Regions from separate parts of the Homo sapiens genome. Here regions 2 and 3 are each linked to region 1. Evidence: chromatin contacts called from ENCODE Hi-C or POLR2A ChIA-PET data. All regions are on one chromosome and are shown on one strand. Each heading gives the region's core, a stretch centred on a gene start or an enhancer-like site at or near the end of the contact. The rest is flanking DNA. Distances are from core to core; before and after follow the strand shown. Region 1 overlaps TCF4 (transcription factor 4). Region 2 overlaps BCL2 (BCL2 apoptosis regulator). Region 3 overlaps BCL2 (BCL2 apoptosis regulator).

Region 1 (3,209 bases), core at 665-3,164:
AGAAGGTGCTGATGCTGGTAACTCCCAAAGACCCCTGACAGCTTCTTTCCTTAACTGGGTGCGCCACCAGCTGAACTACTGTGAATCCATGCTGTGTCCCATACATTATATTCCTCTAATTGGAGGGCTAATTAGATGACCTTTTCAATTCAGAAAGGTCTAATATGATCTCCAGAGTTTGCCAGCAAGGCTTGAGAAAAGTAGTGGACTGTATGCAATGAGTAAAATACCTTGTTCTACAATTCTCTTGAAAATCCATGGATGAATGTGTCATGAAAAAAAAAAAATCTCTCATTAATGTAATCCAAGTAAGCTTTATCCTTCTTATGGATTTCTCAAAAAATGATATTGGGTATTATAGGGCAAAAGAAAACAAAACAAGAAACACCTGGTCACTCCCCCAAGCCAAACAAACAGCAAACCTCAGTGGGCATCTTCCACCTTTGAGATGCAGAGAACAGAAGAAGAAAGGGAATGTGGTTACAGAGAGGTTCCCTTCCGAGAGTTCTAGAGCTTGTATCTCACCCCACATGCACTGCGTTGTTCTAGTGTCAGTTCAGGACAACTGCTGACCACCAGAAAGACATATTATAACATGACACTGAGACGAAGGGCAGCAGCCCTCTTCTGAACTGAAAAAGCAGCTTCCTAAGACATCAACACCATGTATGAAAAGACTGCACTGTCTTGCAACTTTTTACCAGGAAAACGTGAAAAATGTGATGTCCATGTGTTAGTGCTCGAACCCCATTCTTAAGGCATTAGTATTGCTTACAGTCATTTTCTACAGAATCGTGTGTAATCTCAAACATGTGTCAGGCTATGTGTTCCCTATTTGCCAATTATTTAATTAGCTCTGTTTGTTCTTTGAGATACAGGCAACGTAATATTTCTTTACTTCCTGCGTTTCAGAATGAGTGAGTATATGCCAAATATTTTCAAAAGTCTGCAGATGTATCCTATTAATCCATACTGTTTGTTAGGGTAGTATCACTAACATCAGAAGAGAAAGCTTCTCTTCTTGTTATACAGACACGCTGCCATCACTGACTTCTACCACACTCAAAAAATCAAACCAAAGCCTAAGAGAACTTAAGTGTGAAAAAACATGGGCCACTCAGACATCACGCAATACTAAGGCTTATTATGCTTAAATTTTCCTCTGCATTTTCACGTACGCAATTGGTGAACATATTATTTTAAAGAAAAACATTCTAGAATGTTCTCCCTTAAAGTAACCTTAAAGTAATATCTGTATCTATGCATAATAATAAAGGTTTGCTCCTCCAAAATGCTGAATTACCATGTCTACCTATTTCCTTAAAGATTATGCATCTTTTTCTCATTCCGCTAGTGGATTTTGACAAGTGCATCCATTATTGTAAAATAATGTATGAAATAAATTTCTAAAAAGCCCTTTTCTGGGTTCTAAAAATCTCATACTTTTGTTTTTAAATTATAGCTCCTTTATTATTGTCAAGACCCTTAAATAAGGCCCTATGGTTTTTAACAAGTTAAGTCTATTCTCAGCATATAGAAGTCACCTATTGCTCCACTCTGGCTAGACCAACAAGTAGATTCTCCTGTTCATCCACAAACTAATGAAGATGACCAGCTAAAACCAAGCAAAACTCATTCCCACTGAGAGCTGTGGCTAAGCTGTCTACAGCTCATGGAGATAACCACCCTATTTCCTGATATGTCCCTTCCAAGTCATAGTGCCTCTCTCTCAAGAGGACTGTTTTGCAAATCAATCAGAAAAAGTTTTTTTTCAAACAGAGCCTAAGTATGTTTTCCTCAACTCAAGGTTCTGCTCCACCTTCATACCTTCCTAAAAAAGAAAATTACTCAAACCACAAGTAGACAGGAAATCTGTCTTGTAAAAGGATGAATGACCGGTCATCCTTCTTTATAACCAGACCTCATGACTGCAGAAAGGGGCTTTCCATTTGTCAAACCACACTGAAGTGAAATATGCTTTTCTCACTCTTTCAGTTCTGCACTGCTTTCTTTCTTCTTGTTTTTCAAATCTGCCAAAACTGCATTGATAGCTAACAAACTTCCCCATGTGACCTCTGTCTGTAGCTCTCCAAGGTCAAACTGATGCAACATATTTGTAGAAGCTTGGTTAGGAAAAGTTAAAAAAAATGGAAACTCTCTCCTCAATTTGCTTCTTAGACAGGATAGCGGAGTGGAGAGGCTGCGAGATAGCTCATCTCAAGTGTGAGATATATTATTGAATACGCAGGGAGGGCATTATTGAGGCAGAAATTATATTTCCAACATTTCAAAACACATCTCTCCTCCAACATCAAAAACTTTCCTACATAAGTGATTCACGCCACTTCCCCAAATTCTACACACTCTCTAAAGAAAACAAGTGCAAAGAGCTAAGAGGACTCAACAGCAGCATTATTCTGTTGCGCCATCTTCTCTCAAAGACATACACTGAGTATTCTCCCCACCGACGCTCTGACAGTGACATTCAGGCCAAGCAAGGAGTTAGTTTGAGCTATAACCGCAGAAAGTGACTACCTGAGAAGTCTGAGGTTTTAATAAGACCCTGGGGCACTAAGCTGTGCTGCTCATCTGAACAACAAGGTGTCAAAGCTGGTTCAGAAGCAGGTAGCTATCTCCCCACCAACTCCACCTCTTCCCTCCAGGGGCAGCTGGACATCCAGCCCAGTTCATTCCTCAAAGTGGGAATACTGACTGGGGAACCACCTATGGAAAAGACTACAGTGAACATCACAAGAAATGAGAGGATGATGGCTCAGTTCATGGGAACAGCATTCTTCTTGGACCTTAACTCATTAGTAAATGTCCTTGGTAAAAATTAATTAATTAATTAATTTAAAAAAGCAGCAAATAATTTCTGGCCAACTGATGCCCACGCATCTCCTCTCTCATAAGTGAACAAATACTTCTTCCCCTCTGAGGGACTCCACAGTGTCACATTCTCCAGGAGATTAACCTCATGTAGTTATTAGCAGTCACCTGAGAATTTCACATTAACCAGTCCTCGGAAGACAGTGGCACATCATGGATAAGAGCCTAGCACAATGACTGGAATTTTGGGAAGTGGTCAATAACTACCATTAAGAGCTATTCTGCTTTGTAGCTCACTAGTCACTGATGGCTCATCTTATGACTTTGTTCACTCTTTTTGAATGTGAGGAACAAGATAGTTTTGGTCTGTTTGAACCCTT
Region 2 (3,209 bases), core at 271-2,770, 7.9 Mb after region 1:
TTGTATTCAGGAAATAGAAGTCAAAATCCAATTGAGTAGGGAAATGAGCCAAACAGAAATGGACACAAAGACACCAAAAACACCTACAAAAACACAGATGAATGTGCAGAATCAGCTGGAGTTTCTATGAGCTGAGCTGAATCTGCTCACCTTGCAAAGATTTCCCCGCACAGTGGGGACTGCCCACGCGTACGCATTTCTTAGTTTCTGCTGGCCAACTCGAATCGTTTTCAGCGGGGTCATTTACATCGTGTCCACTTTTTCTGGTTTCCAAACTCAACCCACTTTATTATCTTAAGAGTTTTCATTCTCAGTATCATTTACATACAACAAAATGAATATATCATGTGTACAGTTTTATGAATATTGACAAAGGCATACATCCCTTTAACTCACTCCCCTATCAAGATATGCAGCATTTCCATCCTCCCAGAAAGAGCCCTTGGAGCCACTTTGTTTTTAAATTATTTGCATCTGAATATTTTTGAGTGGAGATTATCAAAGCCAAATGTGTGGGAAGAAAGCCTAATCATTAATCATCTACTACAAATACAGGTAGTAAAGGTTTTGAAGATGGTGCGTGAGCCTGCACAGACAAGTCTGCGGGATTGGGTCCTGTTATGAAATGCCAAAGGGGCTTTTTAGCGACAGGCACGTGGGCCCCTCTCAGCCGCCCTGTCGGCACTCAGATACGCAACTAAGACCGAGTGGGTTTCTTTTCTGGTTTTGTTCTTTAGGCATCAGAGTTTACATGTTTAGAAAGAGGGAAGTTGAGGCTGAATAGTCACATCCACCATATTCTCATAGGGGCAAATGTTCTCTGATTAGGAGGGCTCAACCACAGTGCAGAGTCCCCTCTTCCAAAATTCTGTTTCAACACCGAGAGGAGTTCACATGACCAGGCAAATTAGAGATTTTCTTAGCATTTCCTGTTTCCCAGATTTCAGAGGAGCCCTTCAGGGAATGTCTGGCCCAGGGTAGCACATTCAGGATGAGGGAAAAATGGTTATTTTTAGGTCCCTCCAACCATCACATTCCTCCCTGTCTCCACTTGGGCACTCTGTTGTTCTAGTGACCTGTCAAAGGGATGGGGGCGGGGCTGCGAGAAAAAAGCCACATCGCTTCCTTTGGGGTGGGGGTAAGGGTACCCCTGCTCCAGGGGTCCTAAACTGCTCACTAGCCCTTCTGCTGGAGAGGGACCAGAGGTGGAAGACCTGCCAGAGTGAGTGCCAGGCAGCTCTAGACTTCTGGGTATTCATTTCTCATAAAAGGTTGCAGTATTTCCTGGACACCTGAATTCTATGTCTTCACGGCAAAAACAATTCAAAATGTCCCAAAACATTATGCAGGAAGGAGTTTTTAATTTTTTTTAAATCACTTTTCCAAAATGGTACCCTGAGGTGATCCTGTCTTCAATCTCCCAGCAATGAAAACAATGTGGTTGAAAAGTTGACAGCTTTCAACCCTTGAAAAGGTCACCTCCCTGCCTCACACCCTCTCGTAAGTATTAAGAGCATAACGGATATTTTGAGTCACATGTATTGTTCTTTGTTCATTTGCATTTGGTGAAATCCCCCCCTTGGACCAATTTAGTAAGCAGTGCCTTGGGCTTCCTTGGTGATTGTTCTCTTGTCTTCTGTATATTTTTTCCTGTGAAAAAAATTTAGACTCAGCCAGTGAAATGAAGTTGCAGCCTCTGTCACTGATGCTTTCTTTTTGCTCAGATGATCTTTCCATCTCGCTTGGGACAGAATTCCTTCTTCTTTGCAACGAATGAAGACCTTCGAGGCTCAGCTGAGGCCCTTGTACTCCAAGACTTTCTGAAAGCTCCCTCGCCCCTCCCCATCTGACCTTCTGTTGGACTGACATACTTCTCCATATTTCAGCCTCAGATGGCTTGGTGTTCACCACTAGACTGTGTTACTGAAAGTTAATCAAGGGTCCTAGGGCCATTTACAAAGTGGGACTGTAAGAGAAAGTCTAGCTAGATGGAAATGTATCCTAAATACCCCCAAGTCCCAGCACAGGGGTTCCCATCAACAAAAAGCCTCACCTCCAAATACATTGCTGAGGACGCAGGGCCCCGTCTTCCCACCTGACGCACTACACACCACGTCAGCTGTCACAGGAGGTCTGAGTGCTTTATGAAGCTGCCTGCTTTCTCTCTTACCTCCATGTGTAAGCCAACCACTCTGGCTTTCAGAAACATATTTCTTTCTCTATGAGTAATTTAAAAGTGACTCATCCTCAGCCTCACCAGCCGGTCCATGTGACCTGCAGTGCTGGTTGAGTGTTATCTATAGATGTGTAAACCAAAGCAGTTCTTAGAACACAGATTCCCCCTCCCACGTGCTGTTGATTTCCCTTTGCTACACAGGGAGGGAACGATGTCAGACATGAGCAGCCAGGGACTGCCCGCTCCGCACTCAAATCTGGAATGTGTCCATTAGAGGAAACAAAGGCCATCACCCAGTGACAGAAAAGAAGAGACAGGCAAAAGGCCTAATATATTTATTTTAGTATTAGCAGACCATCAAGAAGCTCTGAGAAAACTCCACAAAAATTGAAGACGATGATGACCCATATAAACAAAAAACTGCTCAAAGTTCTTTTTCTGAGCCAGTAGAAATTTAGACCTCATGAAACAGAGATGACACCCACACCCACCCCAACCAAAACCCCACCAACACGTCTTCATTGCTCAATCAGAAACACATTCCTGGGATCTGCTGTGGTTTGTCTTGGGAACTCACATATATGAACATGTTTTTATTTCTTCAACTTGCCTTTATTCCACCATCACCAAAGAATGGTGTCAGGCCCAGCTCGGGGACACTACTGGTGCAGGCAGGCACGCGGGTGACACAGCTGGCCAGCATTCTAGATCGTGTTTCTTACCTCTTTCTCACTTCCTATTTTCTATTAAACCAAATCTGAACTCATTTGCCTGCTTTGTGAAGACCTTCATAATCCAGCTACTGTCGCCTGATTTTCTAGCACCATCTATGCTCTTGGCACAATTAATCCTTGGCTACCACTAGGGCAGCATCCTCACTGCTCCTCCAAGGAAGACACCAGAGCCTTCATTTCCATGCCTTCACCCTCCCAAACCCCCAAACTCTGCCCTCCTTCCTTCTTTCCTTCCCTCCTTCCTTCCTTCTTTCCATCCCTCCTTCCTTCCCTCCTTCCTTCCTTTAAATTGAGAAACT
Region 3 (3,209 bases), core at 294-2,793, 7.9 Mb after region 1:
AAATATCCACTAACTGATGAACAAATAAACAAAATGTGGTCTACCCACATAATGGAATCTTACAACTCAGCCAAAAAAAGGAGCGAAGCATTGACACATGCAACAACATGGATGACCCTCAAAAACATGAGGCCAAGTGAAGGATCCAGGCACAAAGGCCACCCACTGTCTATGAGTCCATTGACATGCAATGTCCAAAATAGGCAAGGCCATCAAGACAAAAAGTGGATTAGAGGTTCCCAGGAGATGGGGAGACGGGGAGACTAGGGAGTCATTGCTAATGGGTACAGGGCTTCTTTTTGGAGTGATGGAAAAGTTCTGGAATTAGCTAAGGGTGATGGCTGTATAACCTTTTGAATATGCTAAAAACCAATGCGCTGATCACTTTAAATGGAATTTTATGGCACGTGAACTATATCCCAATAAAAGAGCTTAATTATGTTCCTTACACGACATGAAGAGGGACTAAACTATTTTTATACCATATGGAATTCCACAGAAGTACTGGCTTGTGATGGATCCTCGGCTCACAAGTGTAATGAGGAATGAGACGCTGCTGGTTAGAAAATGTGCACCACTGTCATTCTCCAAAAGAAAAAAAGGAAGAACTGTAGTAGGAGGTGGCATGGTTTGTGTTCTGGATGAGAAGTTAGGGGTCGGATGCATGAGCAGCAATCGGGGCACTCCTACTTGTAAGGTGAGCAGCTCACTTCACCCCTGGGACCTTCAATTTTCCTCATCTGAAAACTCCGCCGTAGCGAACCTCTAAGAAGTCTCTCTCCGCTCTACCATCTGGGCTTACCTAGTTAGTGACCTTATTCTTCACCCTTTCTCGTGCATCCTTGAGGATGTGACTTGGGTTCTGTTGGTGCGTGCCAGAGCTGTGTTACTGTAACTATTGCAGAGGATCTCCTGCTTCCTCTCTGTGTGGTCCATCTCTTCCATCCGCCACTTCTCCACTGCTCTTCTCCCCACCTGGCCTCAGACCCTCCTGCTGTGAGTTAGGAGGAGGCCTTTCTTGGCACAGCACTGAAGCTGTGACCTCTGATGTGCCTCTGTGCTTCCAATCTCTTTGCTTTTATGAGCATAATCCAAGTTATTTGTCCCAGACCCCAACCCCCATATGCCCACAAAGCCCTCTGCCTCTCATGCCAGTTTTAATTAGAACTGGTGACATCAGTGTGGCTTAAAGTAGGGAGCAGGTGGGAAGCTCTGATTATATTCAATACCGAACAGGACTCTCCACTGCCTGACAGGGGCTGGGGATTCCACAGGCAGACTGGCGTTTGGAATAGATCCACCAACTCTTTTTTCTTGGGATCTGGAGCCACACATGTGGCTCTCCTCCCCACCCCACGCCACTGTCCATACCTGTCTCCGTATGTGAGTAGAACATAATCACTGTGTGCTCCACAGGGATTGGCGACAGGCAAATATGCTCTACTTGTCGGTCATGATTTGGGCCAAGCGTGCCGTGGCTCCTGTACCTGCCATGTGACTCGTGAACACGGGGCATGGCCCAGGCTGCCTCCCTCTATTTTTGTCACTGCAAGAGTTAATTCATGAAAATACGCCAAAAATGGGAACTGAAAGCAGATGCTTGTTAAGTTCTGCAGCTTGGCCTAATCGCTGTCATCAGGACATCGCTGCTGGGGGCAGTGAGGGGAGGGAGTCCTTCATTTATTAAACGTGGAGGGCCAGAGTTAGGGGCCAAATGTTTGGTTTTCACTTGTTTAAATCAGTAAGTGTTGACTGAGGCTGGTGGTGTGGGGAGTACAAAGAACCTGCATGTCCTAATAGGAATTTGCTGAAAGTGGCCTCAGACCTGGAGGAGGGTATGTAGAAGAAAAAGAGCAAAGCAGACTAGGCTGGAGGATGCGGCATCCTCAGCCAGCTGGGCACTGCCAGCCTCCAGCCCTGCCTTGTCTGGCACTTGCTTTTTGGGACTGGTTAAGAAATCAGCCTGGGCATCTTTTCTGGAAGCTCCACACTGCATTAGCTCCAGGGAGCCCTGATGACCTACCGCAGGCCCAGACATCTGTCGAGGACCAGATGCACCCCGGATGGTGCTGGTTCTGTTGTTCTTGGTTTGGGGCAGGTAAGTCACAAATGGCTGAAACTTCACAGCCTGCTTACATCCCACTCAAAAGCACCCCAACGTATAATAGTCTTACTCAGATCCCAGCTCCCCAGTTCTGCAGCTCAATGGGTCATTCTGTGACCGTCAAAGTGACTGCGATGATCCTCTGAGAAGCCCATGGGAGAGGCTTCTTATCCACACCATCAATCTACCGATCAGGAAGAGAAGAACAATTACATCCTCTGTGCTCTGGGGGACAAGGGGAGCTGACGGATGGTGGTGAACTCCTCAGTGAGCTCCATATGGGCATGCTAAGAAAAATCTGCTTTCATTTTGTAGTTTATGATTTAGTTCAGTTCACCTGGAAAGACTCAACATGAATAAAACCAGATGCATTTCAAGGAACACTGCTTGGCTCTTTGACAATCCTCTTCCTTCCTCATCAGACAGTCTTCCTGTGCCCAGGGAAGACAGCAGACCTCTCTATCACAAGGAAAATGCAGTCTCTGTCAGTGGCAGCAGCTGTTAGTACCAGGACAGGTAAATGGTGGGCCAGGTCAGCCTGTGGTTCTGGATCCTGGCTCATTAACATATGGACAAGATACGCTGGCGTGGCCTCTCATCTGAATAGCTGTTTACGGCGAAGGACCTCTGACAGTATGCTTTCTGTTGCAAGAAGGATACTGCTGTATATAGAACTAGAGAGAGAAGCAAAAACAGAAACTCAGAGAGAGAAACGGGAGACCCAGAGACCCAGAAAGACAAAGAGAAAGAGAAAAAGAGAAGCTGAAAGCAATCATGGATGAGTTTTAAGTGAGTGGAGGGGCTGAAATATCTTCCATCAGCACAACCTACAGGGGCACAGTTGACAGCTGGCTGACCTGACCCAAGGACACGCTCTCACAGTGAAGCCAGTGAAGCTGGCCTCCTGGGGGCAGGAGCAAGGTCAGAACACTACACGTGCCCACTGTACAAGGCCTGTCAGCATTGTCAGCAGTGGGCACTTAACACGAGAAAAGTCGTGCCCCTGGGAGATCCACTTCCAAGGCAACTGTCACTTCCCGTCAAACGCTCAGGACCGGTCAGACACTTTTGCAGCTTGCAGCGGCGAGCCTGGGGGACCCTGCCT

What was found. Hi-C counts contacts between places; a loop is a spot of excess contacts on that map. ChIA-PET counts read pairs that join two places held with the same protein, here RNA polymerase II (POLR2A). Pooled maps may share reads with other maps.
Region 2: a map with no recorded cell type shows a loop between it and region 1 (14-fold over the local background). The contact joins two enhancer-like sites. A Hi-C loop is called at or near these places in 1 of 37 single-sample maps with no recorded cell type and 2 of 50 pooled maps. POLR2A ChIA-PET finds 5 or more read pairs at or near these places in 1 of 52 experiments (activated T-cell).
Region 3: a pooled map shows a loop between it and region 1 (6-fold over the local background). The contact joins two enhancer-like sites. A Hi-C loop is called at or near these places in 1 of 37 single-sample maps with no recorded cell type and 1 of 50 pooled maps. POLR2A ChIA-PET finds 5 or more read pairs at or near these places in 1 of 52 experiments (activated T-cell).

What each region holds. Positions count from the first base shown.
Region 1 is chr18:55,266,382-55,269,590 of GRCh38, forward strand. All of the region lies in intron 11 of TCF4 (transcription factor 4), which reads right to left. Among named protein-coding and RNA genes, the nearest start is that of LINC01929, 140 kb to the left of the region's middle. RefSeq lists enhancers at 381-490, 1,880-2,109, 2,160-2,209, 2,821-3,209 and a silencer at 2,570-2,619. Within about 2 kb of position 1,915, at least 4 of the 41 ENCODE cell types and tissues checked have a DNase peak (open chromatin) inside an H3K27ac peak, as active enhancers do.
Region 2 is chr18:63,159,676-63,162,884 of GRCh38, forward strand. The region is part of intron 2 of BCL2 (BCL2 apoptosis regulator); the gene reads right to left. Among named protein-coding and RNA genes, the nearest start is that of BCL2, 160 kb to the right of the region's middle. RefSeq lists enhancers at 1,156-1,275, 1,686-1,925, 2,016-2,305, 2,506-2,555. Within about 2 kb of position 1,521, at least 31 of the 41 ENCODE cell types and tissues checked have a DNase peak (open chromatin) inside an H3K27ac peak, as active enhancers do.
Region 3 is chr18:63,140,393-63,143,601 of GRCh38, forward strand. The region is part of intron 2 of BCL2 (BCL2 apoptosis regulator); the gene reads right to left. Among named protein-coding and RNA genes, the nearest start is that of BCL2, 180 kb to the right of the region's middle. RefSeq lists enhancers at 1,814-1,913, 2,464-2,653. Within about 2 kb of position 1,544, at least 3 of the 41 ENCODE cell types and tissues checked have a DNase peak (open chromatin) inside an H3K27ac peak, as active enhancers do.